Linked DNA regions of Homo sapiens: region 1 is linked to region 2. Evidence: read pairs that join two places in POLR2A ChIA-PET (ENCODE). Cell type or tissue: PC-3. All regions are shown on one strand. Links, peaks and the distances in the headings refer to the core of each region. The heading gives the core; the rest is flanking DNA. Region 1 overlaps NUP85 (nucleoporin 85). Region 2 holds the start of LOC124904060 (a long non-coding RNA gene).

Region 1 (15,980 bases), core at 3,488-11,487, 170 kb after region 2:
GTTATTGAAGGAAGACTTGTCACCTTTTAGCTCGATACTTTTGGAGGACTTGAAGGGCACCAGGAAACTGCCGACATCTTGCCCAACTCCCAGTGAAGTGCACCCCAGCTGTTTCCTCTTGCCAGACAGCAAGGAACTGGCCCGTCTTCAGAGGAAGCTGTAAGCCAGGAGGGAAGAAGGGACCCTGTGGAGGACTCCTGCCATCTCCTTTCAGCTAAGGGGTTAGCAGTCAAGCATGCCCACCCAGGCACTGAGAGACAAACCCCTGGCCCTTTAGCAGGGCTGACGAACTACAGCCTCTGAGTCAGGATCCCCTGGCTGCCTTTTCTGCCCCTTAGGGTCTGGCACGATTATTGACATAGGAGTAAATCAGGGGCCCACTTAGAAACCTCCCTTCTCCATGTTCATATGAAGGTGGTGTGAACAGGAAAGGAAAAAAAAGAAAGAAACCTTTTTTCTAATGCCTTTAAAAAGGCATGCCAACAGCTCACTGGCTCAAGTCCAGAAAGAGACACACTTCCCTGCCGCCCAGAACTGTGCATGGGTCTGACTGATACATCCCATGAGAAAACAAGTGCCCACAAGACCCCAATTCAACCTTTCCCCAGAGCCAGGAGGGCACACTTCCTAAAACTGCTACTGCCTCTGAAGACATTGCAGCCCATTTCACAATTCCTGGGACAAGCTCTGCTTTTCTGTTCCTCTTTCAAAACAGGATAGGAGGTAGCCTCGTGATCAGAGAAATGCAAACTCCAAGATTTCCCACTAACAGAGCTCAGATCCCTTCCTGCTTGTGAGAGTGGAGAGAGGCTGAGACTGGGGGACTGCAAGCCTAATCATTCCTTGTCTGTGTCCGGCACGAGAGTGATGTTGTTCACCCCTCTTCATGGTACTTCTCTTTCTCTTCTGCCACTGGAAACAGCAGGATGCTTTCCCCTTTTATACTCCCTGCATCCAACAGACTTCTTCTGCTCAAATCTGTTTTATTCCTAAAAATCCAGATACAGGGCTTATAAATTAGGAAGCCCTGGTGAAACTCACTCACTGTTATAACACAGGAAATTTAGAATACTCAACTATGGGCAGAGACACCAACAAAGCCAAACGATGGTGTGTTTGTGTGTTTTTAAGTTATTCTCACTAATTCTTCCATGCAGGGACTTCTCACAATGTTTACAGGCCTGTGAAAATATTGACACAAAACTTGACTTTCAGGCCGGGCATGGTGGCTTACGCCTGTAATCCTAGCACTGTGGGAGGCCAAGACAGGCAGATCGCTTGAGCTCACAAGTTCAAGAACAGCTTGGGCAACATAGTGAAACCTCATCTCTCCAAAAAAAAAAATAATAATTAGCCAGGCATGGTGGCGCACACTTGTAGTCCTAGCTACCTGGAAGGCTGAGGCAAGAGGATCACTTGAACCCAGGAGGTCAAGGCTGCAGTGAGCTGAGATCACTCCACTGCACTCCAGCCCGGGTGACAAAGTGAGACCCTGTTTCAAAAAAAAAAAACTTGGCAGGGCGCGGTGGCTCACGCCTGTAATCCCAGCACTTTGGGAGGCCGAGATGGGCAGATGACCTGAGGTCAGGAGTTCCAGACCAGCCTGCCTAGGCAACATGGTGAAACCCTGTCTCTATTGAAAAACACAAAAATTTGCTGGGCGTGGTGACGGACACCTGTAATCCCAGCTACTTGGGAGACTGAGGCAGTAGAATTGCTGGAACCCAGTAGGTGGAGGTTGCAGTGAGCCAAGATCACGCCACTGCACTCCAGTCTGGGTGACAAGAGCAAAACTCTGTCTCAAAAAAAAAAAAAAAAAAAAAAAAAACCCAGAAACAAACACACAAAAAACTTGTTTTTCATTCCCCAAATCTAGTATCATTTTCTTGAAGCCCTGGCATTCTTTTGGCCAAAACAAGAAAAGCAGGTAGGGCGAAGGAAACTCTTCCCATGCCCAGATCTACAAACAGCCAGTTGAGGTCAGTGAATCTGACACCTGATCAAGGCCATCTTCTGCCATTACCCACTTCCTCCCTTCCCAGCACGTCTTCAGTGCAATGCCCACCATCCAGGGTGCACAACAAGGAAGGGGACCTTCTTTCTGACTTACCATATATGGAGAGTTCTGGAAAGGTTTACCTTTGATTGATTATGTTTGGCACTCCCTTTCCTGCCTTGCTAAAGATTCAGTGCAATCATAGAACACCCTCTTTTGGATAGAGGGCTGGAAATTCTGAATAATACCCAGCCTGAAGCCCAGTGGTTCGGTAGCTCACGTCACTGGAGTGAGACTCTTGGAACACGCCATCCCATAAGGTGTCCATTAGGTGCCAAGAAACAGGCTTGCTGGCTTTTTCTAGATTTTAAATGTCAAAGTAGTTTCCCGCGATGTTATTTTAAATGAACATCCCTGAAATGGAAACAGTTATGTATATGGTAGCCCTCAAGCCTCCAGGAAGTCCCTAAGCTCACCCAGAGAAAAGCCATTATCTACCTGTGGCAAGTCAAGCAGGGGAGCAGATGCTATGGTTTGAAGGGATCCCCTCTAAAACCCCAGTTTTGCCAATGTGATAGTATTAAGAGGTAGGGCCTCTAAGAGGTGATTAGGCCAGGAGGTGATTAGGCCACATCCTCCCTCATGAATGTGATTGGGTGCCCTTATAAAGCGACTTGATGAAGGGAGTTTGTCCTTCTTGCCCTTCCACCACATGAGAACACAGTGTTCAAGGTGCCATGTTGGAAGCAGAGAGCAGCCCTCACCAGCAACATTGCCAGTGCCCTGATCCTGGACTTCCTAGCCTCCAGAACGGTGAGAAAATAATCTTTTTCTTTATAAATTATCTGGTCTCAGGTATTCTGTAATATCAGCGTGAGATGGACTAAGATAGCAGGTCTGAGGGAAGAAGGGTAAGGAAGGAACAGGCCACTCTAGAAACGCAAGGTGGTGATATTTGTACACCTAAAAATGGTTACAGTGGGGGGTGGGAGAGATCCTACCTGCACTCTTTGATTACTTGATGGATGTCAAACTCAAAGGCTGCCAACAAGATGTTGTCCAGGGGTTCTGGGCTGCTCTCACCTCCCAGAAACAGGTCCAGGCTGGACTGTGGAAAGGTGATGAGACACTCAATCCTGAGGACGGAAGCAGAGACTCGGGGCAGGCAGGGCTGCTGTATAACGAACCCCAGAGAAGGTGCCTTGTTCTTTCACTAAGGGCCAAAGGAAAGGGTCTTCCTGTTCCTCAGGGAGGAATTCAAAGAGAATGACCCATCAGGGCGCCCCCAGGACTCCTACCCCCACCCTTGCCCACCCCGAGCTCACTCACCTGGGCATAGTAGTGCAGATCAATGGGTTTTACTGTGGGATTGGAGTACAAGAGCCGAGTCACTAGGAAATGATACCAATTACTCAGAAGTTCCTTCTGCTCTAACAAGGCAGCTTCGTCTCCCAGCATAATCTGAGGAGAGACATTTGTGCTGAACTCTGTCCTCCTCTCAGGGGTACCTTCTCCATAATGCTCCTGCTCTCAGCTAAGGGCACCGGATTTCAACTAGTCTGAAAGCTCTCGCCATCACGGCAGAGCGACAGACAGCCCTATCCAAGGAGGACCAAGCTCCTGCCACTGCTGCACTGGATGCCACAGCCCCCATAGGAAGCCAACATGGATGCAATCTGAACTGCTTCCCAGACCTTCAAGAGAGACTCCAGGTGAGGGCTGGTGGCGAATGTGCTGTCCTGGAGGTACCGCTCACATTCCTCGTGCCAGTGCTGCCACTTCAGCTCCAGCTCTGTCAGTGTCTGGGTGTTCCCGGGCTAAGGGAGAGACCAGCCATGAGACGTCATCCCATCCACACCCTTTATATTTAGTGAATCACGCATCTCCTGTGACCCAGCAGAGCAAAGCTACCCCCACGTACACTAAGAATGGGCATTGTCCTCATCAGGTCCCCCATGATTCGGCATATGCCTGCAGAGGCGGGGCTGGCATCGGCTTCCTTGGAGAGCATCTGTCGGGCCTCATCCAGCCGGCCCTGCAGCACCAAGATGGTCACCTGGGAGGAGATCCGGGCCCATAAGCATTGGCAGGAGGCCTGGCCCTGCCGAGGCGTGAGGAGGCCAGTCCCCTCACCCCACACTTTGGCTTTTTAACTCTTCACACACAGGCTTCTTTCTGCACCTGAGTCTGCCCTGGGAAGAATGATGGCTCTTTCCCTCCAGAAGTAATCTATCACATCCAATCTCATGGCTTTGTCACCTCCACTATGTTTTTCAAACAGCCAGCTGTAGTCCATTATAGCCTGTGACCACCTTTTTTTTTTTTTTTTCCAGAGTTCCCCTCTTGTTGCCCAGGCTGGAGTGCAATGGCATAATCTCGGCTCACTGCAACCTCCACTTCCCGGGTTCAAGCGATTCTCCTGTCTCAACCTCCCGAGTAGCTGAGATTACAGGCGCATGCCATCACGCCCAGCTAATTTTTGTGTTTTTAGTAAAGATGGGGTTTCACCATATTGGCCAGGCTGGTCTCGAACTCCTGACCTCAAGTGATTCCCCGCCTCGGCCTCCCAAAGTGTTGGGATTACAGGCGTGAGCCACCACGCTCAGCCCCAGCTTTTCAAAAATGAAAGAAACAGAAAAACATGTTCCTCTACCTGCTTCCCCCCACCCCTTCTCCACCATCATGGTGTGTGCTGTTGATTATTTCTCCCACCATCTTCTCACAAAATGTCCAGGATCATGCAATTCCTGGCCAAGAAACAAAAGCAAAATCGTCCCATTCACCAGTGGATTCAGATTAAAACTGGTAATACAGGGCTGGGCGTGGTGGCTCACAGCTGTAATCCCAGCACTTTGGGAGGCCAAGACGGGCAGATCACAAAGTCAGAAGATCGAGACCATCCTGGTTAACATGGTGAAACCCCATCTCTACTAAAAATACAAAAAATTAGCCAGGCGTGGTGGCAGGCGCCTGTAGTCCCAGCTACTTGGGAGGCTAAGGCAGGAGAATCGCTTGAATCTGGGCGGCGGAGGTTGCAGTGAGCTGAGATTGTGCCACTGCACTCCAGCCTGGATGACAGAGTGAGACTCCATCTCAAAAAAACAAAACAAAACAAAATAAAACAAAATTGCTAATACAGTTAGCTACAACCCCAAGAGGAGGGACTGGAGAAGAACCAAGCTGGGTCTGCCAGGAATTACACATGAGATGAGTCTACACGTAAGACTATCATCTTATCACATCAAGCTGAAACTGTCACCACTATCTGGAAAGGTGGACATACTTTGTTGAGAAAATGGTTTTTCTCTGATTATAAGCTCTACAATAGTAGGTTGGTTCAATAATAAATATGTGAGAAGTTTTGTTTGGAAAAAAATTAAAATGAAATAATATAAAATATCAGAATGCATTAAATAAAATGGTTCATAAAAGTTTCAGTTCAAATATAAATATGTAAAATAAATACACTCAGGCCAGGCGTGGTGGCTCACGTCTGTAATTCCAGCACTTTGGGAGGCCGAGACGGGTGGATCACCTGAGGTCAGGAGTTCAAGACCAGCCTGGTCAACATGGTGAAACCCTGTTTCTACTAAAAATACAAAAATTAGCCGGGCGTGATGGTGCATGCCTGTAGTCCCAGCTACTCGGGAGGCTGAGGAACAAGAATCATTTGAACCCGGGAGGCAGAGGTTGCAGTGAGCCAAGATCACGCCACTGCACCCCAGCCTGGGTGACAGAGTGAGACTCCATCTCAAAAATAACATAACATAACATAAAATATACACTCAATGCAAATAGTCTTCACTGTTCAGTCTTTATCTGTGAATCTGCCTACTCACTAAAATTTATCTGTAACCCCCAAATCAGTATTTGTGGTACTTTCAAATCAAAATTAAGAGTGGCAAGAATATTGAGTTGCTTGACACACACTAAACAAGGCTTTCTCGTGATGCAGTTAGTGCCACATTTTTTTCATTTTTGTACATTTTCTTGGGTCCCCACGTGTAGTACTGAAGTGCTTTCTAGTGTTGCTAAGTGCAAGAACTATGGGAGGTGTTAGATAAGCTTCATTCAGACACGAATTATAGTGCTGTTGGCCCTGAGTTTTTTTTTTTTTTTTTTTTTTGAGACAGAGTCTTGCTGTCGCCCAGGCTGGAGTGCAGTGGCGCGATCTCGGCTCACTGCAAGCTCCACTTCCCAGGTTCACGCCATTCTCCTGCCTCAGCCTCCCGAGTAGCTGGGACTACAGGCGCCTGCCACCATGCCTGGCTAATTTTTTGTATTTTTAGTAGAGACGGGGTTTCACTGTGTTAGCCAGGATGGTCTTGATCTCCTGACTTCATGATCCGCCCGCCTCGGCCTCCCAAAGTGCTGGGATTACAGGCGTGAGCCACTGCGCCTGGCTGACTTCACTGTTAATGATTCAACAATATTATGTCAAGTAAGTTGTCTCCAAACAGATACACACATAAAACAAGTGATCGGTTATATATTGATTGGTTGAACAAAATATGACCAGAGGCTTGCAGGAACCTAACCCTGTATTTCCCCTAGGAGCAATGGTTCAATATTCACTAATTCAGTATTCAAGGCACTGCACTCCAGCCTGGGCAACAAGAGCAAAACTCTATCTCAAAAAAAAAAAAAAAAAAAAAAAAAAAAATCACAAATATATAAACATATACATACTGATAACTCCCAACTTTTCCTCTCTAGCCCAAACTTCCTTGTCTGAATTCCAGCTTTGTATATCCAAGTGCCTAGTCAACATCTCCACTTAGATCTTGAATAGGCATCTTAAAACGTAACATGTCGGACAGGCATGGTGCCTCACGCCTGTAATCCCAACACTTTGGGAAGCCAAGGAGGGTGGATTGCTTGGGCCCAGGAGTTTGAGACCAGCCTGGACAACATGGCAAAACCCCGTCTCCACTACAAATACAAAAATTAGTTGGACATGGTGGCACGCCTTTGTAGTCCTGGCTACTTGGGAGGCTTAGGAGGGGAGGATCACCTGAGCTTAGGCGGTCAAGGCTGCAGTGAGCTGTAATCTGACCACTGCACTCCAACATGGGCAACAGAGACTTTGTCTCAAAACAAACAAACAAACAAACAAAACAAAACACACACACACACGAGAGAAACATGTCTAAAATTAAATACCAGTTTGCCTCCAATTCACCAACCTTATCCTCCCACATTCTTCTATTTCTTGCATGCCCACATCAAATCAATCCATCAGCAAACCCCATCAACTCTCTTCAAACATATCTAGCCTACACCACCACCATCTTTTACCTGGCTTAGTACAGCAGAATCCAGACTGGCCTGTTTCCATCCTTGCTGTAGTCTCAACATGGCAGCCAGGACAGCCTTTGGGAACCTAAGTAAGATCTCAGGCTTCCTCTGCTCAGCTCTCCAATGCCCCCTCACCCCATATGGCTTAGAAGTAAAAGACTAGCTTTTACTGTGCATCAACCGTGTCAACTACTTCACCCACATTTATGTCCTTTAACTAATTTAATGATCACAACAGCCCCATGGGACAGGTATTATTATCTCCACTGGACAGATGAGGACCCTTAAGGCCGTTAAGTAGCTCACTCAAGATCTCACACCTAGTGACCGGGCACAGTGGCTCACACCTGTAATCCCAATACTTTGGGAGGCCAAGGCAACAGGACTGCTTGAGGCCAGGAGTTCAAAAAATAAAAAAATTTGGCTGGGCATGGTGGCTCAAGCCTGTAATCCCAGCACTTTGGGAGGCTGAGGCAGGCGGATCACTTGAGGTCAGGAGTTCGAGACCAGCCTGGCCAAAACAGCAAAACCCCATCTCTACTAAAAATAAAAAAATGAGCCAGGCAGGATGGCGAGAGCCTATAATCCCAGCTGAGATCGCCCCACTGCACTCTGGCCTGGGCAACAGAGTGAGACTCTGCCTCAAAAAATAAATAAATAAAAATAAAAAATAATTGGGTTAGCCGGGCGTGGCGGCTCACGCCTGTAAACCCACCACTTTGGGAGGCCAAGGCAGGCAGATCACAAGGTCAGATCGAGACCATCCTGGCTAACATGGTGAAATCCCGTCTCTACTAAACAAAATTAAAAAATTAGCCAGGCGTGGTGGCAGGCGCCCGTGGTCCCAGCTACTCGGGAGGCTGAGGCAGGAGAATGGCATGAACCCGGGAGGCGGAGCTTGCAGCGAGCCGAGATCGTGCCACTGCACTCCAGCCTGGGCAATAGAGCGAGACTCCAGCTAAAAAAAAAAAAAAAAAAAAAATTGGGATGGTGGGATGGAGGGAGGCAGGCAAATCACTTGAGGTCAGGAGTTCAAGACCAGCCTGACCAACATGATGAAACCCCATCTCTACTAAAAATACAAAAAACAAAACAAAACAAAACAAAAACCAGCTGGGCATCATGGCGTATACCTATAATCCCAGCTACTTGGTAGACTGAGACAGAACTGCTTGAACCAGGGAGGCAGAGGTTGCAGTGAACTGAGATAGCGCCACTGCACTCCAGCCTGGGCAACAGAGAAAGACGCCATCTCAAAAAATAAATAAATAAATAAAAACTTTAGCTGGTGGTGGTAACACATGTCTGTGGTCCCAGCTACTTGGGAGGCTAAAGTAGGAGGACCACTGGAGACCTGGAGGCCAAGGCTACAGTGACTGGTGATTGTGCACTGCAGCCTGGGGAACACAGTGAAACTGTATTTAAAAAAAAAAAAAAAGGCCAGGCATGGTGGCTCATGCTGGTAATCCCAGCACTTTGGGAGGCCAAGGTGGGTGAATCACAAGGTCAGGAGTTTGAGACCAGCCTGGCCAATATGGTAAAACCCCATCCCTACTAAAAATACAAAAATTAGCTGGGCATGGTGACGCGCGCCTGTAGTCCCAGCTACTCAGGAGGCTGAGGCAGAAGAATCACTTGAACCCCGGAGGCAGAGGTCGCAGTGAGCTGAGATGGCGCCACTGCACTCCAGCCTAGGTGACAGAGAGAGACTCTGTCTCAAAAAAGGAAAAAAACCCACCTCACAGCTAGTAAAAGGCAGAGCTGGAATGCTAACCCAGGCAGTGTGGCACCACAGACCATGTTGTTAGTCACCCTGCTATGTAGGCTGCAAAAAGCTAAAGTCTCAGTGACAGCCCAGGGGGCTGTCTCAGACCTGGCCTGGTATCGCTCTGTCTTTATCTCCCCAGCTCATCCCTCCCACCTACCCCTACATAGCACAGCCCCTCCTGCCCCACCCTGGCTCTAGAACACAGCATCTACAGGCCCTGCTATCTGGAATGCTTTCTTCAGCCTAGCTCTCCTCACCTCCTTCAGGTCTCACCTCCAATCTCTCATGAGGGAGGCCTTCTTCGATGCCCCTCCAGCACTTGCAGCCTCCCTCCCTTCTTGGCACCTTGGCAGAGCATTTCACTATGTGCCAGGATACATGGTACTAGCCTATGTGTTGCTGTTCTTTCTCCACACACAGGATATAAACTCCATAAAGGCAGGAATCTTTGCCTGTTTTAGTCATGGTGTCTCCTTGGTGCCTTGCAAATAGTAGGGACTCAATAAATACTCAGTGAATGACCAGGAATGGTGGCTCACACTTGCAGTTCCAACACTTTGGGAGGCCAAGGTGGAAGGATTGCTTGAGCCCAGGAGTTCAAGACCAGCCTGGGTAATACAGTGAAACCTCACCTCTACAAAAAATAAAACTAGCCAGGCGTAGTGGTGTGCGCCTGTAGTCCCAGCCACTCAGGAGGCTGAGGTGGGAGGATTGCTTGAGCCCAGGAAATCAAAGGTGCATTGTGCCATGATCGCATCACTGCACTCCCGCCCAGGCCGCAAAGCGAAACCCTGTCTCTAAACGACAACAACAAACCTTAGCGAATCAATCAGAGACTCAAACATTTGGCCCACTACTTCCTGTGAGCCACCGTGCCGGGCCGAATTCCAGGTTTTCTTTTCTTTTCTTTTTTTTTGTCCTCACAATCTGTTCCCAATTTCAGGCTTTATAAGTTTAGTTGACTTTCCATTAGCCCAGTCAACTAGCGATCTCCTCCCTGCCACCTCCCAATTGGGTCAGTCAGCAGAGGTGAATGGAAATACCTAACACATAGAAAATACATCCATATACACATATACGACATGCTGACTTCGAAACTGATGATCCAAAGTAATGTGCAAGCTCATTTACATCCAACCCTGTATGCACCCCAGCCCCTGTCAATTGGTTTTATATCATTACCCAGGCATGGTGGTTGGCACTTGTGGTCCCAGCTACTTGAGAGGCTGAGGTGGTAGGACCGCACAGGAGGCGGAGGTTGCAGTGAGCAAGATCAGGCCACTGCACAACAGCCTGGGGAACAGAGTCGGACTATCTTTTCTCTTTTATATTTTTATTTATTAATTTGTTTTGAGATGGAGGGTCTCACTTTGTTGCCCAGGCTAATCTCAAACTCCTGGGCTCAAGAGATTCCTGACTTGGCCTCCCAAAGTGCTGGCTGGAATTACAGGCATGAGCCACCGCACCCAGCCGAGACCCTGTCTCAAAAAAAAAAAAAAAAAAACGGTTTTGTATTCCTTTTTGTGTCTTCTCTTCCTTAGATCCACAAAGAAATCAAATTTCCTTTTACCCTGGAAAAGTCTTCAAAGCATTATTTTTCTTACATGGTACCTCGGTTTTAGACTCTCCCATAGAGCAGGGAAGAAAAGATCCAAAAGAGTCTCCATAGTAACAGACTCCAAAAGCCAGCCTACTGCTGGAGGCTCAGTGGGTGTCCTCAGACCCACCCGGCAGCACCAGGGACAGTAGGACACATGGTGGGAGGTGGGGGCCCGGCCTGTCTTACCAAGTTCCAGAAGCTGTCATGTTTGCTTGGATTCTCACTGCCCAGAACATCTGCCGACAAACTGTCCACCTCGCACACATGGAGCCGGACCCAGTCAAGGAGATGGAGGAGGAGAGGGCCAGCTGGGAGGAGAGACTCTCATCACACACAAAAGCCTCAGCTTCATCTGCAGCAAGTTCCTTTATCCAAGGAACAGAGAACTTTAAGGCAGACAAGCTGACTACATAGGTTTATCCCTTTTAAGCAGTCACACACATGGTCCTGAATGACAGACTGTGCTAGGAAAAAGCAAATGCACTTTCACCAAATATTACTTCTGTGCCAGGCAGCTCCATCTTTAACTGACCCCAGAAAGGGGTGAACATGGAATGCAGACCTCACTACCCCACACTCCAGATTCTTCACAAATACTTAATAGCTACATAAGTAATGGCCGTTTAGGAACCAACAATGACTAGATAGCAAGCAGCCAGGTATGCAATGATGATAAAAACATAGGGCCAGGGGGCTGGTGGTGCACACCTGGAATCCCAGCACTTTCGGAGGCTAAGGCAGGTGGATCATCTAAGCTCAGGAGTTCAAGACCAGCCTGGACAACATGGTGAAACCCTGTCTCTACTAAAAATACAAAAATTAGCCGGGCGTGGTGGCGCATGCCTGTAATTCCAGCTACTCAGGTGGCTAAGGCAGAATTGCTTGAACCCAGGAGGCAGAGGTTGCAGTGAGCCAAGATCGCACAACTGCACTCCAGCCTGGGTGACGGAGTGAGACTCTGTCTCAAAAAACAAAACAAAACAAAACATATGGCCGGGCATGGTAGTTCATGTCTGTAATCCCAGCACTTTGGGAGGCTGAGGCAGGCAGATCGCTTGAGCCCAGGAGTTTGACACTAGGCTGGGCAACATAGGGAGACCCCATCTCTACAAAAAAAAATAAAAAATTAGCCGAGCCAGGAATGGTGGCTCACGCCTATAATCCCAGCATTTTGCGAGGCCAAGATGGGCAGACTGCTTGAGCCCAAGAGTTCAAGAACAGCCCGGGCAACATAGCGAAATTTCCTCTCCACAAAAAATACAAAAATTAGCCGGGCGTGGTGGTGCAGGCCTGTGGTCCCAGCTACTTGGGAGGCTGGGCAGGAGGATTGCTTGAGCCCAGGAAGTCGAGGCTTCTGAGCTGTGATCACGCCACTGTACTCCAGCATGGGTGACAGAGCAAGACCCTGTCTCCCCTCCCCCAGCATATACACACAAAAAATTAGCCTAGCATGGTGGCACGTGCCTGTAGTCCCAGCTACTCAGGAGGCTGAGACAGGAGGATCGCTTGAGCCTGGGAGGTCCAGACTGCAATAGCTGTGATTGTACCACCACACTCCAGCCTAAGTGACAGAGTGAGAACTTGTCTCAATCAATCAATAAAAATAAAATGAAATAAAATGGCAGAGTACAGCCAGCACTCCGTATCCATGATGTAGAACCTGCAGATACAAAGAGCCAACTGTAACCTCCTCAAAAATCCACTGGAGAAGGGAGGCCTCTGAACAACCAACTCTAATTTCAAGTTCCTCACTTCTTTAGTGAGAGTATGAATAAAATGCTAGGGCTACACAGAGGTTACTACTCATTTATGGAAAATAGCAAACATAAATCCTTAAAAGAAATGCAAAAAAGCTGCAGCAGATCCACAGAGAGCTCATACAGGCCATGACACTATACTGACCACAGTTTAATTCAAGATCAACAGAAGGCTGGGCACGGTGGCTCACACCTGGAATCCCTGCACTTTGGGAGACCGAGGCAGGCAGATTACCTGAGGTTGGGAGTTCGAGACCAGCCTGACCAACATGGAGAAACCTCATCTCCACTAAAAATACAAAATTAGCCAGGCGTGGCAGCGCATGTCTGTAATCCCAGCTACTCAGGAGGTTGAGGCAGGAGAATCGCTTGAACCCAGGAGGTGGAGGTTGCGGTGAGCTGAGATCACGCCATTGCACTCCAGCCTGGGCAACAAGAGTGAAACTCTGTCTCAAAAAAAAAAAAAGATCAACAGAAAAATTCCCATTGGCAGAGTTCATACCCATTGGCAGAGTTAACACACAGAGTTGCCCTGTCCCAATGATTCATGACAGAATTCCCAATGTGACTTTGCCTCTCACCACCTAATCCTACCCCACATTCATAAAACTTTCTTAAGCTTGGCCAGTCCATGATGTTAACACTGACACCCCCTTTCACACACTAGTTTAATATTTCTCAGTACTTGTCAGGGTTTAGGTTTCTTGGAGGCACTCTGCATGATTCTTTTTGCAGCACCTGACAAAACGGTCAGGTTTCTTTGGGTGTTTTCTAACGACTTCCCGTGGTTATAATGATGGAAAGAACATTCTCAGGAATAAAACACTCATCACCATGCACAGGAAAGATGAGGAAAGAGCAGAAGATGGAAGGGGACACCTATGAGATTATGGTGAGATATTCCATGCCTACCTGGGGCCACTTCAATAAAAAGAATCTCACACAGGTTCCAGATGAGCTCCATTGCTGACAAAATGGAGACCTAAGGAAGAAATGGGGACAGGTTTCACCTGAAATGATTCCTGAGCTTTGCTCTCAGAGCCAAGGGATAAAGCAGACTTTGACTCATATGACAGTCATTCCTTAACCCAAAGGTTACTGCAATCCTACTGGAGGATTTCCCACAGGGGAGCCAGCGTGAGGATGTTAGGTGGTGGGATGGAGACCAACACTATTTTGTTTTAGTGGTTGTGATTTTATTTTACTGTGCATTACAAAAATAACTTGGCCAGGTGCAGTGGCTCATTCCTGTAATCCCAGCACTTTGGGAGGCCAAGGCAGGTGGAATGCTTGAGTCTAGGAGTTTGAGACCAGCTTGAGCAACATGGCAAGATCCTGTCTCAACAAAAAATATAAAAATTGGCCAAGTGTAGTGACATATCCCCGCAGTCTCAGCTACTCAGGAGGCTGAGGTGGGAGCATCACTTGAGCCCAGGAAGTTGAGTCTGAGTGAGCCATAATCGTGCCACTATTCCAGCCTGGGCAAGAGCGAGACCTTGTCTCAAAATTTAAAAAAAGAAAAAATATAACTTGCATGTCACCAGTTATTATTTATTTATCTTTTGAGATGGAGTTTGGCTCTTGCTGCCCAAGCTAGAGTGCAGTGGCATAATCTTGGCTCACTGCAACTTCCGCCTCCCGGGTTCAAGTGATTCTCCTGCCTCAGCCTCCCCAGTAGCTGGGATTACAGGCGCCTGCCACCATGCCCAGCTAATTTTTTGTATTTTTAGTAGAGACGAGGTTTCACCTTGTTAGCCAGGAAGGTCTCGATCTCCTGACCTCGTGATACACCTGCCTCGGCCTCCCAAAGTGCTGGGATTACAGGCTTGAGCCACCGTGCCCTGCCAACACTCAGTTTTTGTTTTTTGTTTTTTTTTTTGAGACAGAGTCTCACTCTGTCAGTCAGGCTGGAGTGCAGTGGCATGATCTCGGCTCACTGCAACCTCTGCCTCCAGGGTTCAAGCAATTCTCCTGCCTCAGCCTCCCAAGTGGCTGGGATTACAGGCGCACACCACCACGCCTAGCTAAATATTGTATTTTTAGTAGAGATGGAGTTTCCGTGTTGGCCAGGCTAGTTTCGAACTCCTAACCTCAAGAGATCCACCCACCTCGGCCTCTCAAAGTGCTGGGATTACAGGCGTGAGCCACTGCGCCCAGCCTATCTTGATGAACTGATGCTTTAGCAAGGTGCTTCATTTGAGTAAAAAGAAGAGACAATATTTAGAAGAATATTCAGTAGATGACATGAAACACGTAGACAGAGCAAGAATTGTGAAGCTGGTATTCAAAGGACTGAAGTTTAGGGGAACAGTCTATTAACGGGAAAGCCCAATATAAGACCCCGAAATAAATCAGACCTGGACCTTGCCCTTAGGAATACGCAGGCTTCCCTTCCTCACCATCCTTCAGTCCACAGACACCATGATGACTTGTTCATAAGGGTACTTCAGAGACAGTGAATTACTACCTAGTCACTACTGACTTTGAAAAGTATCTAATATGAAGCATCTACTGAGGAAAAAGATACTGTAAGTCATCTTCCAGCTCCAAGTAAAGTAGAGCCACTTGCAACTCAGTAAAAATGTTGAGTTTAGCCGGGCGCAGTGGCTCACACTTGTAATCCCAGCACTTTGGGAGGCTGAGGCAGGCAGATCACGAGGTCAGGAGATCGAGAGCATCCTGGCTAACACGGTGAAACCCCCTCTCTACTAAAAATACAAAAAATTAGCCCAGCTACTCGGGAGGCTGAGGCAGGAGAATGGCATGAACCTGGGAGGCGGAGCTTGCAGTGAGCCGAGATCGCGCCACTGCATTCCAGCCTGGGCGACAGAGAGAGACTCCGTCTCAAAAAAAAAAAAAAAAAAAAAAAAAAACTTGAGTTTTGCCAGGTGTGGCAGCTCACACCTATAATCCCAGCACTTTGGGAGGCCAAGGCAGGAGGATCACTTGAGCCCAAGAGTTCGAGACCAGCTTTGACAACACAGAGAGACCCTGTCTTTCAAAAAAAAAATGTTGAGTTCAAGAAGTGAGGAGTGTTTATGAGACCGAGCAGTGATCTCACAAGATTACTTCTCCATTTCAGGTGACAACCCCTCAACACAATTTGGTCAGGACATATATGTTCCATAAGAACGGAACATTCAGGGCCAGCACGGTGGCTTACACCTGTAATCCCACCACTTTGGGAGGTCGAGGCGGGTGGATCACTTGAGGTCAAAAGTTCAAGACCAGCCTGGCCAACATGGTGAAACCCCATCTCTACTAAAAATGCAAAAAGTAGCTGGGCTTGGTGTGGCATGCACCTATAATCCCAGCTACTCGGGAGGCTGAGACAGGAGAAATGCTTGAACCCAGGGCACTCCAGCCTGGGTGACAGAGCAAGACTCCATCTCAAAAAAAAAAAAAAGGAACCGAACATTCACTCAAGTATTTAACAAGCACTTCCTTGTGAGCTACACCTTGAAGGGGGCAAGACAATCACTGTCACCCAAAGGAGCTGCCTATCTACCTGAAAAGAAGAGACTTCTGCCATAACAGGAACTGCAAAGCCACCCCAGGTGG
Region 2 (15,980 bases), core at 5,082-13,081:
GGTAAGGTAGGCTAGGCTAAGCTGTGGTGTTTGGTAGGTTAGGTGTATTAAAATGCATTTCCATGTAACAATATTTTCAACTGATGATGGTTTCATCAGGATATCTGCCTATGCAGATGGAAGCTCCACATTTACTCTTAGAACATGTAGGCTAGTATTTGAAAAGAGACTGAAAATACTAGTTAAGGTCTCTGGCTTATACTACATTATAATAATAAAATCATCACAGCCCACACTATAGTGGATAATTAGTTAGCTCAGTCTTTTGGAGAGAGCCAGAGACTTCTGCCAAGCATTTTACAACCATTATCTCTTTTAATTATCAAAATGACTTTATAAGGTAGTTGGCTGTTATTATTCCCATTTTCCAGTTAAGGGATACTAGGGATTACAGAGTATAAGTTACTTCTCCAGTGTCCCCTCATTAGTAAGTGGAAAGTGACATTTGAATCCAAGTCTAACTCCAGAGCGTCAGTAAGCTTTTTGGTTTGTGTTGTAACTACAAAAGTAACACATGCCTATTGTAAAAATAATGAAAATACAATTGAGGTGTATCATGCAGAAAGTAAAAGTGTTCTGTGATCTCGCTAGCAGAGATAACCATTGTTAGCCTTTTTTTTTTTTTTTTTTTTTTGAGACGGAGTCTCGCTCTGTCGCCCAGGCCGGACTGCGGACTGCAGTGGCGCAATCTCGGCTCACTGCAAGCTCCGCTTCCCGGGTTCACGCCATTCTCCTGCCTCAGCCTCCCGAGTAGCTGGGACTACAGGCGCCCGCCACCGCGCCCGGCTAATTTTTTGTATTTTTAGTAGAGACGGGGTTTCACCTTGTTAGCCAGGATGGTCTCGATCTCCTGACCTCGTGATCCACCCGCCTCGGCCTCCCAAAGTGCTGGGATTACAGGCGTGAGCCACTGCGCCCGGCCTAGCCTTTTTTTTTAAGCACATACTGATGTATTATTTTGCCTTACAGAAATAGGATAAACTATAATTTTTCTGCAGCTTTAAAAATTTGAGGAGAATGGCTTGAACCCGGGAGGTGGAGGTTGCTTTGAGCAGAGATCATACCACTGCACTCTAGCCTGGGCGACAGAGCAAGACTCCGTCTCAAAAAAAAAAAAAAATTGATATATCCTGGTATTTATGTAGATACTCCATACACAAGCTCATGGATATTGATCAAGGGTGTGGGTGTATATGTGTATGTTGCACATTGTATTTTGTCTCATTGTTTCAGTGAGATAAATCTGGGAAGTGGAATTGCTTGGTCAAGAGTATGTATTGGTCAGGCACAGTAGCTCACGCCTGTCACCCTGGAACTTTGGGAGGCCGAGGTGGGCGGATCACTTGAGGTTGGAGACCAGCCTGGCCAACATGGTGAAACCTCGTCTTTATTTGAAAATACAAACATTAAAAACACACACAAACACACAAAAAAAGAAAATTCAAAAATTAGGTGGTGGTGACACGCCTGGAATCCCAGCTACTTGGGAGGCTGAGGCAAGGAGAATCGCTTGAACGCAGGAGGTGGAGGTTACAGTGAGATGAGATCACACCACTGCATTCCAGCCTGGGCAACAGAGCGAGACTCTGTCTCAGAAAGAAAAAAGGAGCATGAGGCTGGGTATGGTGGTATGCATGTAATCCCAGCACTTTGGGAGGCCAAGGCTGGTGGATTGCCTGAAGTCAGGAGTTTGAGACCAGCCTGGCCAACCTAGTGAAAGCCCATCTCTACTAACAGTACAAAAATTAGCCAGGCATGGTGGTGCACGCCTATAGTCCCAGTTACTTGGGAGGCTGAGGCAGGGGAATTGCTGGAACTCAGGAGGCGGAGATTGCAGTGAGCTGAGATCGTGCCATTGCACTTCAGCCTGGGTGACAGAGCAAGACTCCATCTCAAAAAAAGGAGTATGTATTTACAAAAATTAGCCAGGTGTGGTGGCACACACCTGTAGTCCCAGCTACTTGGGAAGCTGAGGCGGGAGGATGGCCTGAGCCTGGGAGGTCAAGGCTGCAGTGAGCCAAGATGGCACCCACTGCACTCCAGACTGGGTGACAGAGCAAGACCCTGTCTCAAAAAAAAAAAGAGTATGTATTAATATTTCAAAATTGTCGGTCAGGGCCGGGCACGGTGGCTCATGCCTGTAATCCCAGCACTTTGGGAGGCTGAGGCAGGCGGATCACGAGGTCAGGAGATCGAGACCATCCTGGCTAACATGGTGAAACCATGTCTCTACTAAAAATACAAAAAAATAAGCCGGGTGTGGTGGTGGGCACCTATAGTCCCAGCCACTCGGGAGGCTGAGGCAGGAGAATGGCATGAACCTGGGAGACGGAGCTTGCAGCGAGCCAAGATTGCGTCACTACACCAGCCTGGGCGACAGAGCGAGACTCTGTCTCAAAAAAATAAATAAATAATTGTTGGTCGGGCGCGGTGGCTCACGGCCTGTAATCCCAGCACTTTGGGAGGCCAAGGCGGGTGGATCACGAGGTCAGGAGTTCAAGACCAGCCTGACCAACATGGTGAAACCCTGCCTCTACTAAAAATACAAAAGTTAGTCAGTCGTGGTGGTGGGGGCATGTAATCCCAGCTACTTGGGAGGCTGAGGCAGGAGAATGGCTTGAATCCAGGAGACAGAGGTTGTGGTGAGCCAAGATCGTGCCACTGCATTCCAGCCTGGGTGACAAAGCGAGACTCCATCTCAAAAAAAAAAAAAAAAAAGAAAAGATTGTCAAGGCCAGGTGTGGTGGCTCACCCCTGTAATCCCAGCACTTGGAAAGGCTGAGATGGGGAGGATCACGTGAGTCCAGGAGTTTGAGATCAGCTTGGGCAACATGGTGAGTCCTGGTCACCACACACACACACACACAAAAATTAGCCAGGCATGGTGGTGTGCACCTGTAGTCCCAGCTACTTGGGAGGCTAAGGCAGGAGGATGGCTTGAGCCAAGGAGTTTGAGGCTGAAGTGAACCATGATTGCTCCACTGCACTTCAGCCTGGGCAATAGAGCGAGACTCTGTCTCAAATAATAAAAGTAAATAGGCTGGGCGCAGTGGCTCACGCCTGTAATCCCAGCACTTTGGGAGGGCAAAGTGGGCGGATCACCTGAGGTCGGGAGTTCAAGACCATCCTGGGCAACATGGCGAAATCCTGTCTCTATTAAAAATAGAAAAATCAGCTGGTCATGGTTACAGGCACCTGTAATCCCAGCTACTTGGGAGGCTGAGGCAGGAGAATCGCTTGAACCCAGGAGGTGGAGGTTGCAGTGAGCGGAGATCACGCCACTGCACTCCAGCCTGAGGGATAGAGCAAGACTCTGTCTCCAAAAAATAAATAAAAATAAATAAAAGTTGTCAATAGATTACCAAAGAACTCACCAAAAAGATTGAGCTGAGCTCATTAATTCCTTGCTGTAGTGTGGGTTCTGTGGTGATTTTATTATTATAATGTAACACCAAGCCACATTGTCAGTTAGTAACTTCTCAAAATGTTGAGTCAGTGGACACCGGGTAGGGTAAAAAGTCTTTGTGCCTGGTGCGGTGGCTCATACCTGTAATCCCAGCACTTTGGGAGGCCAAGGCAGGCAGATCTGTTGAGCTTAGGAGTTTGAGACCAGCCTGGGCAGCATAGGGAGACCCCATCTCTACAAAAAAAAATGAGTAGGCTATGGTGGCTGGTGCCTGTAGTCCCCACTAAGGAGGCTGAGGTGAGAGGATCCCTTGAGCCCAGGAGGCGGAGGTTGCAGTAAACCAAGATCACGCCACTGCCCTCCAGCCTTTGCTACAGAGTGAGACCCTTTCTGAAAAATAAATAAATAAATAAAAGTGTGTTTACTCAAAGTATTGCAGATTGGATTTTATAAATATTTTTAAAATTTGCCAATTAGTATATGAAAACTCTGATTGTTTTAATTTGCATTTCTTTTCATATGTTTTAAATAGAGTAACATTTAAAATTTCTTTTGAAGGCTGGGTGCAGTGGCTCATGCCTGTAATCCCAGCACTTTGGGAGGCTGAGGTGGGAGTTTGAGACCAGCCTGGCCAACATGGCGAAACCCCATCTCTACTAAAAATGCAAAAGTTAGCCAGGCTTGGTGGCGCGCACCTGTAGTCCCAGCTACTTGGGAGGTCGAGGCAGGAGAATTGCTTGATCCTAGGAGGCGGAGGTTGCAGTGACCTGAGATCGTGACACTGCAGTCCAGCCTGGGCGACAGAGCTAGATGCTGTCTCAAAAAATAAATAAATAAATAAATAAATAAATAAATAAATAAATTTTGAGTGATTATTACATGTCGGGCTCTATCCAGAGCACTTAATGTATGTTATATATGTTGTCTAATTTAATCCTCAGTGGATCTTATAAGGTAGATATTCTCATTTTACAGATGAGAAAACTGGAGCTTGTTTCACAACTTTGCCCACAACTGTAGCTGTAAGTGTGAGGGGCCTGCCTCTAGAGACCATGAAGATTCAACACTAAGCTATACTGGACTGTTGTCATGTATTTTATTTTCTGTGAATTTTGGGAAGAAGAGAGTTAAATGGAAGAAAGAAAAAAAATCTTGCAAATACCTTTAGGATAGTAGTTTTTTTGGATACAGTAGACATTGTTTGAAATGAATGATTAAAGCTGTACTTACCTTTCTTAAAATTCACTGCTTGGGATGGGCTGGTAACAGTTTCGAGGTTACTCTCATTAGGCTTCAGTGTTAAGTACACTATACCCCATTTTCTTGGGAAGTGAACAGCAACATCTACTCTGTTAAAATCATTATACATTGTGTCTGCTTTCAGATTTCTTCCTTTTAGTAATTAGTGTTGTGTATGTGTTAGATTTTTTTTTGTCTTTACTGAAACACACCCTTTGGAATTCCTTTAGCGAATATGCTCTTTTGGGTGGATAACCTAATAAGCTTTCCTCTTTGAGTTTTCTGTTTTTTTACTCAGCACAGCCATGGAAGTAGGGATTTAATTTTCTGTCAAACTCTGCATCTCACAAAGCAATAGTTACTCAAAACACGACTTTCAAGAAGGTTATTCTTTTTAAGCTTTCAGCAGATGAGCTGAGTAGCAGCAGGAAAGCAGGTATTGAGAACTGTCTTGGTTTTTGTACTGCTGTTGAGTAGTAACATTGCAGCTGTCTTAAATCCTGAATGACACAGAAGCTTATGGCTGGTCGTACTACATAGCACCTTGAAAGTGACAGGGCTTTTCATTTCTATCTGATTTCTGTTTTTCAAAAATAAAACTCCTTATTCTTTTCCTATCATTGTAAATATTCTTCAGCTTCCTATCACTAATACATAGTCTCGGCATTAGAGACCAGTTAAAATAAATAGGCTGAGGAAAATCTTGATAGTAGGAGAGATTTTGGAGCATTCATTAAAAGTAAAAATAGGGCTGGGCGTGGTGGCTCACTCTCCCCTGTATTCCTAGCACTTTGGGAGGCCGAGGCAGGCAGATTGCTTGAGGCCAGGAGTTTGAGACCAGCCTGGGTCTTAAAAGGTAGATATTATTCTCATTTTACAGATGACGAAACTGGAGCTTGTTTGAAAAGTTTGCCCAAAATTGTAGCAGTTAGCGTGAGGGGCCTGCCTCTAGAGACCATGCAAATTCAACACTAAGCTATACTGGACTGGTCTCACATAGTGAGACCCTGTCTCTACAAAAAATAGAAAAAGTAGCCGGGCATAGTGGCCCACACCTGTAGTTCCAGCTACTTGGGAAGCTGAGGCATGAGGATTACTTGAGCCAAGGAGATCAAGGATGCAGTAAGCCATGACCATGCCACTGCACTCGTGCCTGGACAACAGTGCAAGACCCTGTCTCAAAAAAAAAGAGAAAAGAAAAAGTAAAAGTAGATACACAGGGAACTAGGCAAGTAAAAAATAGAACATTAAGCAGTTGCTAATGCTGGGAAAAATCTAAGGATTGTACAAAAAAGTATGATTGGGTCAGGCACAGCGGCCGATGCCTGTAATCCCAGCACTTGGGGAGGCCAAAGTGGGCGGATCACTTGAGGCCAGGAGTTCAAGACCAGCCTGGCCAACATGGTGAAATCCCGTCTCTACTAAAAATATAAAAAGTAGCCAGGCTTGTTGGCACATGCCTGTAGTCCCAGCTACAGGCCGAGGTAGGAGGATCGCTTGAACCTGGGAGGTGGAGGTTGCAATGAGCCGAGATCATGCCACTGCACTCTAGCCTGGGCAATCTTAGAGAACTCTATCTCAAAAAAGAAAAAAAAAAAAACACAAAAAGTATGATTGGTTTTAGTGCATTATTTAAATTATCAGTGAGTAGTATTTCATAACATACTACTGATTAAACCAGAATATGTGATATTACTGGTATAGGTCGGGGGAAACTAAATCTTCACCTTTCAGGCAATAGATAATGGCTGGAATAAACTGAGAAAGCAGTAAAAGCACATTCTTTAGAAATACTCTATCCATTTTGTGCATTGACCACAAGATTTAAAAAAAGAAAAATAAGTAAATACAAAGAGAAAGCAAAAAACAAAATCGAGAGTGATCGCCTGTGGGTGTTGGTAGGGAGCTGCTCTTTTTCATAAGCCTTTTAATACTCTGACTTTTAAAATTATGTACACGGATTAGTTTGATCAAAGTAACTACAGAGAGTGTAAGTGAAGGGCATTTAAGGATACACAAGTATAAATATTCGCAGATCAACCTCTGTATTTTTTAATATTTGCTGGGACTCTTTCTTTACTTTCCCTGTTACAGCCAGCGCCACATGGAATATCTTAGGTATGGCCTGAAGGAATAAACATTGGTTTGGTTTATTAGTTACCTGCAGCAGAATGTTTGGCTTTCAGAATTTGACTGAAGGACTCATTGTCAGACGATTTATTTTCTTTTTGATAATACTTATCTTGGTCTAATCTTAATATTCCCCACTGCTTTACTACTTGGTCCATTTGCAGCTATGCTTGATTAGTGCCCCAATTGTCAACTTTAGAACAAAGGAATAATAATCACTTGTGCCCCTCAAATGAGCTGCTGGGTTGTAATTATCCAAGAAAGGTGTCACTATAAATAATCTGTCCCAGTTCTGTTGTTTTCTGCTTTTGTTTAGCAAGTATGAAAACAGTGACCGAGCTAACCAGAACGGGGCTTTATTTTTATTTAGTTATCCACAGATCTAGGTTGTGTCCTATATTCATGGCTGGAGACGCTTCACTACACCGTTCATTGTACTACTGCCAGTTCCTCATCGTCTGATACAGTATCTCAGGGTTCTCACAGAATCTTTTACCTGCAAAATGCAGTTTGCATCAGTTTTATACTCTGCTTGCTCTAAGAAGCTGTGCACAGGGTGACTGTGAGAGAGACTTCTCTTTGACCTTCTGCGGGCACCATCTCCCTGCACTTTCTTTCCCAAACAAGATACTTGGCAGCTCAGATTCTGAAAAAGGGATTCCTTTCAAGTGTAGATTAGGACTTCAGCTCTGCTCCTTAGGTTAGTTAGAAATAATGTGGAGCTATTTCTGGAGTGCTGAGCCTTGGTCATTTATTTCATTCCTGGTGGGGACCCCAGAGTCTTGGGGATCTGCCGGGGAAAGGGAGCCTTATGCAAGAGCGTCATCCCCACCATTTCCACTGGTACACAGCTTGGAGCTGTGATCTTTCTCTGGTTACCTGAGCTTGCCGATCACAACATGGAAGTGCAGGGGGAAAGCCGCCGGTGCTTGTAGCAGTAAATGGATTGAAAAAGCAGTTCCTACATTTACTTTCTCCTGCTCTCCTGGGAGCAGATCATGGTTTAGTTTCGAGAAGAGTGCAGCAGCTCGAGACCAAAGAGTTTTGCTTTGCTTGCTCTTGACTGTGCAGTAGGGAAGCCAGCATTCTCAGAAGACCAGAAAGGATGGCGGTGGGGAAGGGAGGGAGACAGGCCTGTTTAACCGAGAAGAGACAGGTGCCATCCCCAGGGTGAGGCCTTCCTTTCAGTGGACCGTATTTGGTGCTGGAGAAGAGCCTGTGAGGAGTAAAGGAGGAAAGGCGGAGACTGAGTGGGACTCCAGCCGGTTCCTGCACGCAGTGCACACCCAGCGGGAAGGAAGAGGAAGTGTGTTCAGGAATAGCTCAGGCAGCTGTGCCATTGGCCGGCAGGCCTGTCAGTCGCCTGGGGGCCGAGGCTGAAAAGAGGAAGAAGTCGGCGGGGGGGGGCTGTTGCCTGGAAGGGAGGGAGGAGGGCTGAGCCAGGCCGAGCCAGGGGGCGTGGGGGCTGGGACAGCAGGCCGATTGGCAGGGCGGGGTTGCCTTCAATCCTGGCCACTGCTCTTAATCGTCCCTCTCCTGCTTCAGGGTGGCATTGTGTGTCCCAGAGTGCCGGAGCGAGTCCCAGAAGAGAGGCGAGGCTAAGCCCAGAGCGCTGGGTTGCTTCAGCAGGGAAGACTCCCTTCCCCCTGCTTCAGGCTGCTGAGCACTGAGCAGCGCTCAGAATGGAAGCCATCGCCAAATATGACTTCAAAGCTACTGCAGACGACGAGCTGAGCTTCAAAAGGGGGGACATCCTCAAGGTAAGTGCTGATGCCGAGCACAATGCTGAGATCGCTCTCCCTGTGCTCACCCACCTTCTTTCGCCCTGATTACACACAAAGAAGCTGTGTTTTTCATTGTACACTTTTAACATTTACCATCATATTTGTTCTGGAGAGCTTTAGATGCTGAGTAGAATATTAAATATGACTTAAGTGAGTTGGTGTGATGTGTGGTGTTTAACTGCCTTTGTGTGAATGCCTCATTTGTCTGTTGATACTGGTAATATTTCAAGTAAAGTCAAAGTAATGTGATTGTAGAAAGGAAGTATATGAGTAGATTGATTTGCCCTGTAGAGTTTTATTTTAAAAATAGCATTTTTTAAAAAGACCCAGACCTGAAGTATTTATGTAAAAGCATTCAGTTAGTCTTACTTTGTATAGCCAAAGGATTTTGCGTTCTGGAATATGATTTTGGTAGGTTAGAAATTAATTTTCCCAGTTTAGAGAGGTTGTTAGAAGTACATACCAAAACTCATTAAAGAACTTCAGTGTATTTTTATTCTTTGTGAAAAAACAAATGGAGTTCTAAATAATAAGGTGCAACCTGCTATTGTACAAGTCAGATTTCGACTTTCTTAAAAGAAACTTGAGGAGCAATTACCCCATATTAAACTCTAATTGCACGAAAAGAAACCTGCTGACAGTTTAAAAATCAGCTTCTATACCATGTGCAGCTTATTTTGAGCCCCACTATTTATGTGAGGATTCGCTCTCCCCCAGCACATGTTAATTATGTTGTTTACCCAATTGACTGTAGCAGTTTGCTCTTTTGGATGTGTAATTTATTTTAACGAGGATGAGTGTTATCAAAGAGTATGTTAACTTTAAAGGAGGAAAGGCTGAAGCTTCATGTTTGAGTGTTCCCTGTGTCTCAAGTTTTGACATTTTTCCTTCTGAGCCTTAGACTGATTGTTGGAATTTGCTACCTCATTTGTTTACTACCCCTGAATGAAATTCTTAGAATTTTATGAAGAGAAAGCAAGTGGAGATGTAGAAATATGGTTCTTTATAAAAGGACGTGCAGTCTTTTTACTTTTAAGTTATGTGGACTTATTGATAGTCTTTATTTTGCCCTCATTGCCCAAGGCGTAGAGTTCTACTCTGAAGTTAACTGCCCAGTAATTTCTTAATGTTAGAAATGTAGGTTGAGCCTCATAGAAGATGATGCTGCAGAGCCCTTTAAAGAGAAGAAAACTTTGTGTCTGTGTGTTCATTTCAAAGCTGTGTTTGTGACACCACACTTTTCGAGGGTATTCTCAAAGTCAACACTAAATTGTCAGAAAGCAGACGGAACCATTTTCTAGAAACTAGGTTTCTATTTTCTTGAACTAGAGAAAATATGCCCAGCTAGAGATCAGGGCAAAGTTAACTTAGACTACAAAATTCCTCAGTTTTCATTGGTGTATGGGAGAGGTAATTTGATGTTTCTGTAGGTGATTACTGTTTTCTGTAGATAACCCACTTGTGATGGTATAAGATGGGCTACTCAAATGCCCACATCTATAGCCTGTACAAAAGCCCTTTTGGGCTAGTATTTTTTGTTTTTGATACAAACTTAGATTTTTTCATAAGTTTATCTTAGAAACTTGAACCTAGAAGGCTGGTGGTTCATATTTTTCTCTAAATCTGTCCCATTGCACATTAAGCACTGAAGCAACAAATTAAAACAAAACTAGGGGCATGCGGTCTCTTTTTAAGAATTTTTTTTTTTTTTTTTTTTTTGAGATGGAGTCTCGCTCTGTCACCCAGGCTGGAGTGCGGTGGTACAATCTGGGCTCACCGCAAGCTCCACCTCCCAGGTTCATGCCATTCTCCTGCCTCAGCCTCCCGAGTAGCCGGGACTACAGGCGCCCGCCACCACGCCCGGCTAATTTTTTGAATTTTTAGTGGAGATGGGATTTCACCATGTTAGCCAGGATGATCTCAATCTCCTGACCTCGTGATCTGCCCACCTCGGCCTCCCAAAGTGCTGGGATTACAGGCGTGAGCTACTGCACCCAGCCTTTTTTTAAAATTTTTAAACAAGAACTTTCCCTGATTTCTGTCTTTGAAGTTTGTCCTAGACCTAGACCATGAACATTTTATAAATTCTTTAACTTAAATTAGTAAATTCTGGAGCAAGTGTAAAAACCTTCTTTCCCATCCTATTATTAGGGAAGAAGATCCTGTTTAACAGTCCCTCAGAAATTTTTATTATGGAGGAGAAAGTAAATCAGAATACTCACATTCACTTTTAGATTTTCTTTGAGGAGAGAGAAAAATACATATATGTGGTTCTTTTCAATTTGGTAGATAACTGAGATATGAAGTCATAATGCCATTATTGCTTTTGAACGGTGGCCATTAGCTGTTTGTTGGTAATGTTGTGGCTTTACTCCAAAAGAAAAAAAAAAGAGTGACGATACAGTAGTTGCCCTTTGTCTCATAACTGTGTGAAATGGCTGGGTGAAGAGGAGGAACATGCTTTCTTAAAAGCTGTTAGTTAAAAAAACGGAGTTTTCCTCATTTGATTCTTCAAGAAGTAAACTGGCTTCATTTGAATTGCTTTGATTTGGGACGTCTTGAGGGTATTAGTTGTAAGCCAAAACATGTTTTAAAAGTTGCTGGAATAGCATTGAACAATTTAACTTTCATTGAAATAGGCATATATATGCCTTCTCTTGATAAAGGAGACGTGCATATGGATATTGAATAAGTTTCATTTCAAGATAATGAAATAGGCACTTAGCCTTCATCCTCTGTCTATAGTTCAGAAGGATCACATCTTCTCCTGTCTTGGAGTTCCTGGTTAACTTTTAGTTAAAAATGGTGACTCCTCTCCTCCAGCAGACCCCTTCCCTACTTTCTGTCTACACATTGACCTGTTACTGTCCAGAGAAAAAGAGGAAAAAATAAAAGCATTTTACTGGAAGCCTAAAATAGAGTTGAATGGTTCAATATGTCTGCCTTTGTTTCTCTCTCTTATAAAAGCTTGTGTTTTTCTTGGCTCGGGGAGGGAGAGGACACTGGGATGTAAAATAGAAGGAATTGCCCTTCCACTGCAGGTTTCAGGCCTGGTGTGGTTGGAATACATCAGAATTCCTCCCACCATTGTAGGGCAGGCTTGAGACAGTCCCAGAGGTTCTCCACTGACAAGACCCCTAAATAGTCTACACTAGAGCACATAAAACTTACCTAGGAGTTGCAACTGCCATTTAGGGGCTTATGTATACATACTTCAAACTGTGCTTATAGGAATTAAGAGACCCATTTTGAGCTCTCAGATCTGTGCTCATTCCATTCTAGAGCCAGCCTCTTGCTTTCTTCAGCTCTAGTGGAGAGCCAGCCTGGATCATCTAGGTGTATTCTACCCTCTCTGGCACTAACTACCTTTACCAGTTTCTTAAACTACTTTAAAAACAGGTCTTGAGTTCACATTGAGATCTTCAAAGCATTCTGTCTCAGCACTGCCTGGCCTATTTCAGTGTCACACTGACTGAGCATCTCTTGAGCCAGATACTGGGATAAGTTGCTTTGAGAGTTGGGAGAGAAATATAAGATGTACTTTCTCCCTTCAGAAGCTCCAAAATCTCAAGTAAGAGAATTGAGATTAATATGTGAAACAGTACAAGATGGTATATAAAAATTTTTTTAGAACAGGAAAAGATCTTTTAAAATTTATTTTTATTTATTTTTTTATTTTTTTGAGATGGAGTCTCGCTCTGTCACCCAGGCTGGAGTGCAGTGGCGCGATCTCGGCTCACTGCAAGCTCTGCCTCCCGGGTTCACGCCATTCTCCTGCCTCAGCCTCCCAGTAGCTGGGACTACAGGCACCCACCAGCACGCCCGGCTAATTTTTTGTATTTTTAGTAGAGACGGGGTTTCACCATGTTAGCCAGGATGGTCTCGATCTCCTGACCTGGTGATCCGCCCGTCTCGGCCTCCCAAAGTGCTGGGATTACAGGCGTGAGCCACCGCGCCCGGCAAGATCTTTTAAAATTTCTTAAGTTAGACTTACTCTTTTACAGATGAGGAAATGGTGGCCCATATAGGTTAAATGATCTATCCAAGATCACACAACTATCATTCTTGGTAGTGATTTGTAGTAGTGATTCTTAGTAGTATTTGATGGTATACTTGAGTCGGGTTGCACACTGTAACTGCTAGAGTCGTTCAGGAAGGATGAAACTGGCAAGCGCTGACATCAGTCAGGTGTGTGCAGAGTTGTGACTTGAACCTTGTAGGAGAACAGGACGTGTAGGTTAAGAGAAGGAGGACATTTCAAGGGAGACGAAACTTGTGCTTGTTGTGTTTGAGATAGGAAGGCTGGAATAAGAATCTAGACTGACATAGTGGAAAATAAGGTAGAGTTGGAGCGAGGTGAGAAAAGCCCAGTAAGAGTTTGATCTGGTCCTTAAGAAGCCTCGGAAGGTTTTTAGCGATGAAGAGCATTGTGTGTGTGTGTATAAAGAATTGCAAGGGGGCAAGGCTGGGGCCCCAAGCCTGGATGGTGGCAAGTAATCGGGTTGTGTGTCAAGTGTCTGTATCAACCTGGGATACTAGAAATGAAGGAGGGGAGTGGTTTGAAAGATACTGAAAGCAAGAATCATGGGATTTCTGCCTGTCAGATAGGGGCATTTTAATAAGTCTCCTAAGAAAGGAATGCCCTTTGATTATGATCCTCAATGGAGAAGATCAGTGGAGAGCCAATCCCTAGTTTGGTTGGTTAGAGTTTTCACAAGTTATAAGTCCTGAGTTTCAGTGCACAAGTCCCATTTCAGGGGTTCAAATTACCTAATCTAAATAAAAAGCCAGGCATGCTCGTGCAAGCCTGAAGGCCCCACCTGCTCATGAAGCTGAGAGAGGAAGATTGCTTGAGCCCAGGAGTTGGAGCCCAACCTGGGCAACAAAGCGAGACCCCATCTCCAAATTAAAAAAAAAAAAAAGTGTTTTTCTTCCCCCCCCCCACTATTTTAAAGTCCTAGTATCAGTATACTCTGTAGAACCATTTATTTTTTCCTCCCAAAGTGCTGGGATTACAGGTGTGAGCCATTGCACCCAGCCTTTGCCTTTTGGTAAGAATTCTTATCAATCTTGTTGACTAAACCAGAATATTGCATTTAATCTTTAAGAAGGAGGTTAGTTTGTGGTCAGGCGTGGTGGCTCACGCCTGAATCCCAACACTTTGGGGAGGCCGAGGCGCATGGATCATTTGAGGTCAGGAGTTCGAGACCAGCCTGGCCAACATGGTGAAACCCCATCTCTACTAAAAATACAAAAAACAGCCGGGCCCGGTGGTGCGCGTGCGTACCTGTAATCCCAGCTACTCGGGAGGCTGAGGGAGGAGAATCGCTTGAACCCGGGATGTGGAGGTTCCAGTGAGCCAAGATTGTGCCATTCCACTCCAGCCTGGGCAACCGAGAGAGACTCCATCTCAAAAAAACAAAAACAAAAAAGGAAGGGAGCAGTTTGTTGTTTGAGTGCTCTTAAAGCAAATAATCTGCTTGCTTTTTATTATATTCATTTTGTCAGCTGAATGGACTATTTCCAAATAGGTGCTGAGAATGAACTTTCATTTCCTATAAAAGATTCTTTTTGGGAGACTGGCTGAAGATGATTCTTCCTCCTGTTTGGAGAAAGAAATGAGTAAGGAAATGTAGTATTCCTTCAGAATCTTTCAGTTTCACCTCTAAACCATATGGTAGAATTGCTTCTAAGTTGTTGGGTTTGTTTTTTTGTTTTGTTTTTTTTTTTAGGCGAAGTCTCACTCTGTCGCCCAGGCTGGAGTGCAATCGCACGATCTTGGCTTGCTGCAACCTCCACCTCCTGAGTTCAAGTGATCGTCCTGTCTCAGCCTCCCGAGTAGATGGGATTATAGGCGCCCGCCACCACACCTGGCTAATTTTTTGTATTTTTAATAGAGATGTGGTTTTATCATGTTGGCCAGGCTGGTCTTAAACTCCTGACCTCAAATGATCCACCTGCCTCGGCCTCCCAAAGTGCTGGGATTACAGGTGTGAGCCACCATGCCCAGCCTACTAAATTATAGATCATTTCTAATCTTGAATGCTGAAATATTGACTTTTTTTTTTTTTTTTTAAGACAGAGTCTCCCCCTGTCACCAAGGCTGGAATGCAGAGGTGCCATCATAGCTCACTGCAACCTCTGCCTCCCAGGCTCAAACGATCCTCCCACCTCAGCCTATAGCTGGGACTACAGGCACGTGCTACCACACCCTGCTAATTTTTGTACTTTTAGTAGAGGTGAGTTTCACCATGTTGGCCAGGTTAGTCTCGAACTCCTGGCCTCAAAATATCTACCCACCTTGGCTAGGATTACAGGCTTGAGCCACCGTCCTGGGCAAGATTGGCACTCTTTTTTTTTTTGAGATGGAGTCTCGCTCTGTCCCTCAGGCTGGATGGAGTGCAGTGGTGGGATCTCAGCTCACTGCAAGCTCCGCCTCCTGGGTTCATGCCATTCTCCTACCTCAGCCTCCCGATTAGTTGGGACTACAGGCACCCGCCACCACACCCAGCTAATTTTTGTGTGTGTGTGTTTTTAGTTAGCCAGGATGGTCTCTATCCTCTGACCTCGTGATCTGCCCCTCTCAGCCTCCCAAAGTGCTGGGGTTACAGGCGTGAGCCACCGCGCCTGGCCAAGATCGGCATTCTTAACCCCATTTTATGGGTGCAGAAACAGGCTCAAAGCTTAAGAAACTTGCTCAGATTCACACATCTAGCAAGTGACAGAGGTGAAGTTTGATCTTAGGTCTTGCTGTGGTGTACTGGGTGTACCCATCACAATACATGGATACCCCTCTTAACTGTCCAGGTATGAGTAGACCAGAAATGTTAGGGTATCAGTAGTCTTGCTTTGTTCAGCTGCCTGGCATTGCTTCCATGAGTGATTTATTGGACTTCCTGTCTAGAGTAAGTTTGTCATTTTGTATGTCAGATTACCAAAGATAACAAAGATTGACCCCATCCTTTGCTGGCTACAGTGTGAAGAAATGGTTACCACTTTCCCATGTCTCTGGAGATTTTTACCAATATTGTCTTTCTCACTGGTGGCTTGGTAATAGGTATCAGAACATAAAATGATCCAGCAAGTAACATTTTAAGAATTTGTTCTAAGGCCAAGCGCAGTGGCTCATGCCTATAATCCCAGCACTTTGGGAGGCCAAAGCGGGTAGATCACTTGAGGTCAGAGTTTGCGACCAGCCCGGCCAACATGGTGAAATCCCGTTTCTACTAAAAATACACAAATTAGCTGGGCGTGGTGGTGTGTGCCTCTAGTCCCAGCTACTCAGGAGGCTGAGGCATGAGAATCGCTTGAACTCGGGAGGCAGAGGTTGCAGTGAGCCGAGATCATGCCACTGCACTCCAGCCTGGGCGACAGAGTGAGACTCCGTCTCCAAAAAAAAAAAGAATTTATTCTAAGAAACT

What was found. ChIA-PET counts read pairs that join two places held together with the same protein. Peaks named below come from ENCODE experiments on the same cell type or tissue, not always from the same donor. Only the 100,000 strongest peaks of a DNase experiment are listed, where the experiment ranks them.
Region 1: POLR2A ChIA-PET joins it to region 2 with 28 read pairs; 6 of 35 experiments call an interaction of 5 or more read pairs at or near these places.

Annotation. Positions count from the first base shown.
Region 1 is chr17:75,213,175-75,229,154 of GRCh38, reverse strand. NUP85 (nucleoporin 85) reads right to left here. Exons shown (of 19, transcript NM_024844.5): 6 at 13,332-13,401; 7 at 10,849-10,970; 8 at 3,918-4,052; 9 at 3,691-3,813; 10 at 3,326-3,457; 11 at 2,998-3,104. Among named protein-coding and RNA genes, the nearest start is that of NUP85, 15 kb to the right of the region's middle. RefSeq lists enhancers at 2,501-3,700, 3,964-4,465. In PC-3, for the core only: no CTCF peak of the experiment used is centred there; no DNase peak of the experiment used is centred there.
Region 2 is chr17:75,386,106-75,402,085 of GRCh38, reverse strand. It overlaps GRB2 (growth factor receptor bound protein 2), which reads left to right. Exons shown (of 6, transcript NM_002086.5): 2 at 8,321-8,535. The coding sequence starts at 8,458. LOC124904060 (a long non-coding RNA gene) reads right to left here and starts at 8,023. Exons shown (of 2, transcript XR_007065909.1): 1 at 7,655-8,023; 2 at 6,674-7,271. RefSeq lists enhancers at 7,152-8,060, 8,003-8,102. In PC-3, for the core only: CTCF peaks have their summits at 7,385 and 7,601; a DNase peak (open chromatin) is centred at 8,085; H3K4me3 peaks cover 3,576 bases; H3K27ac peaks cover 1,407 bases.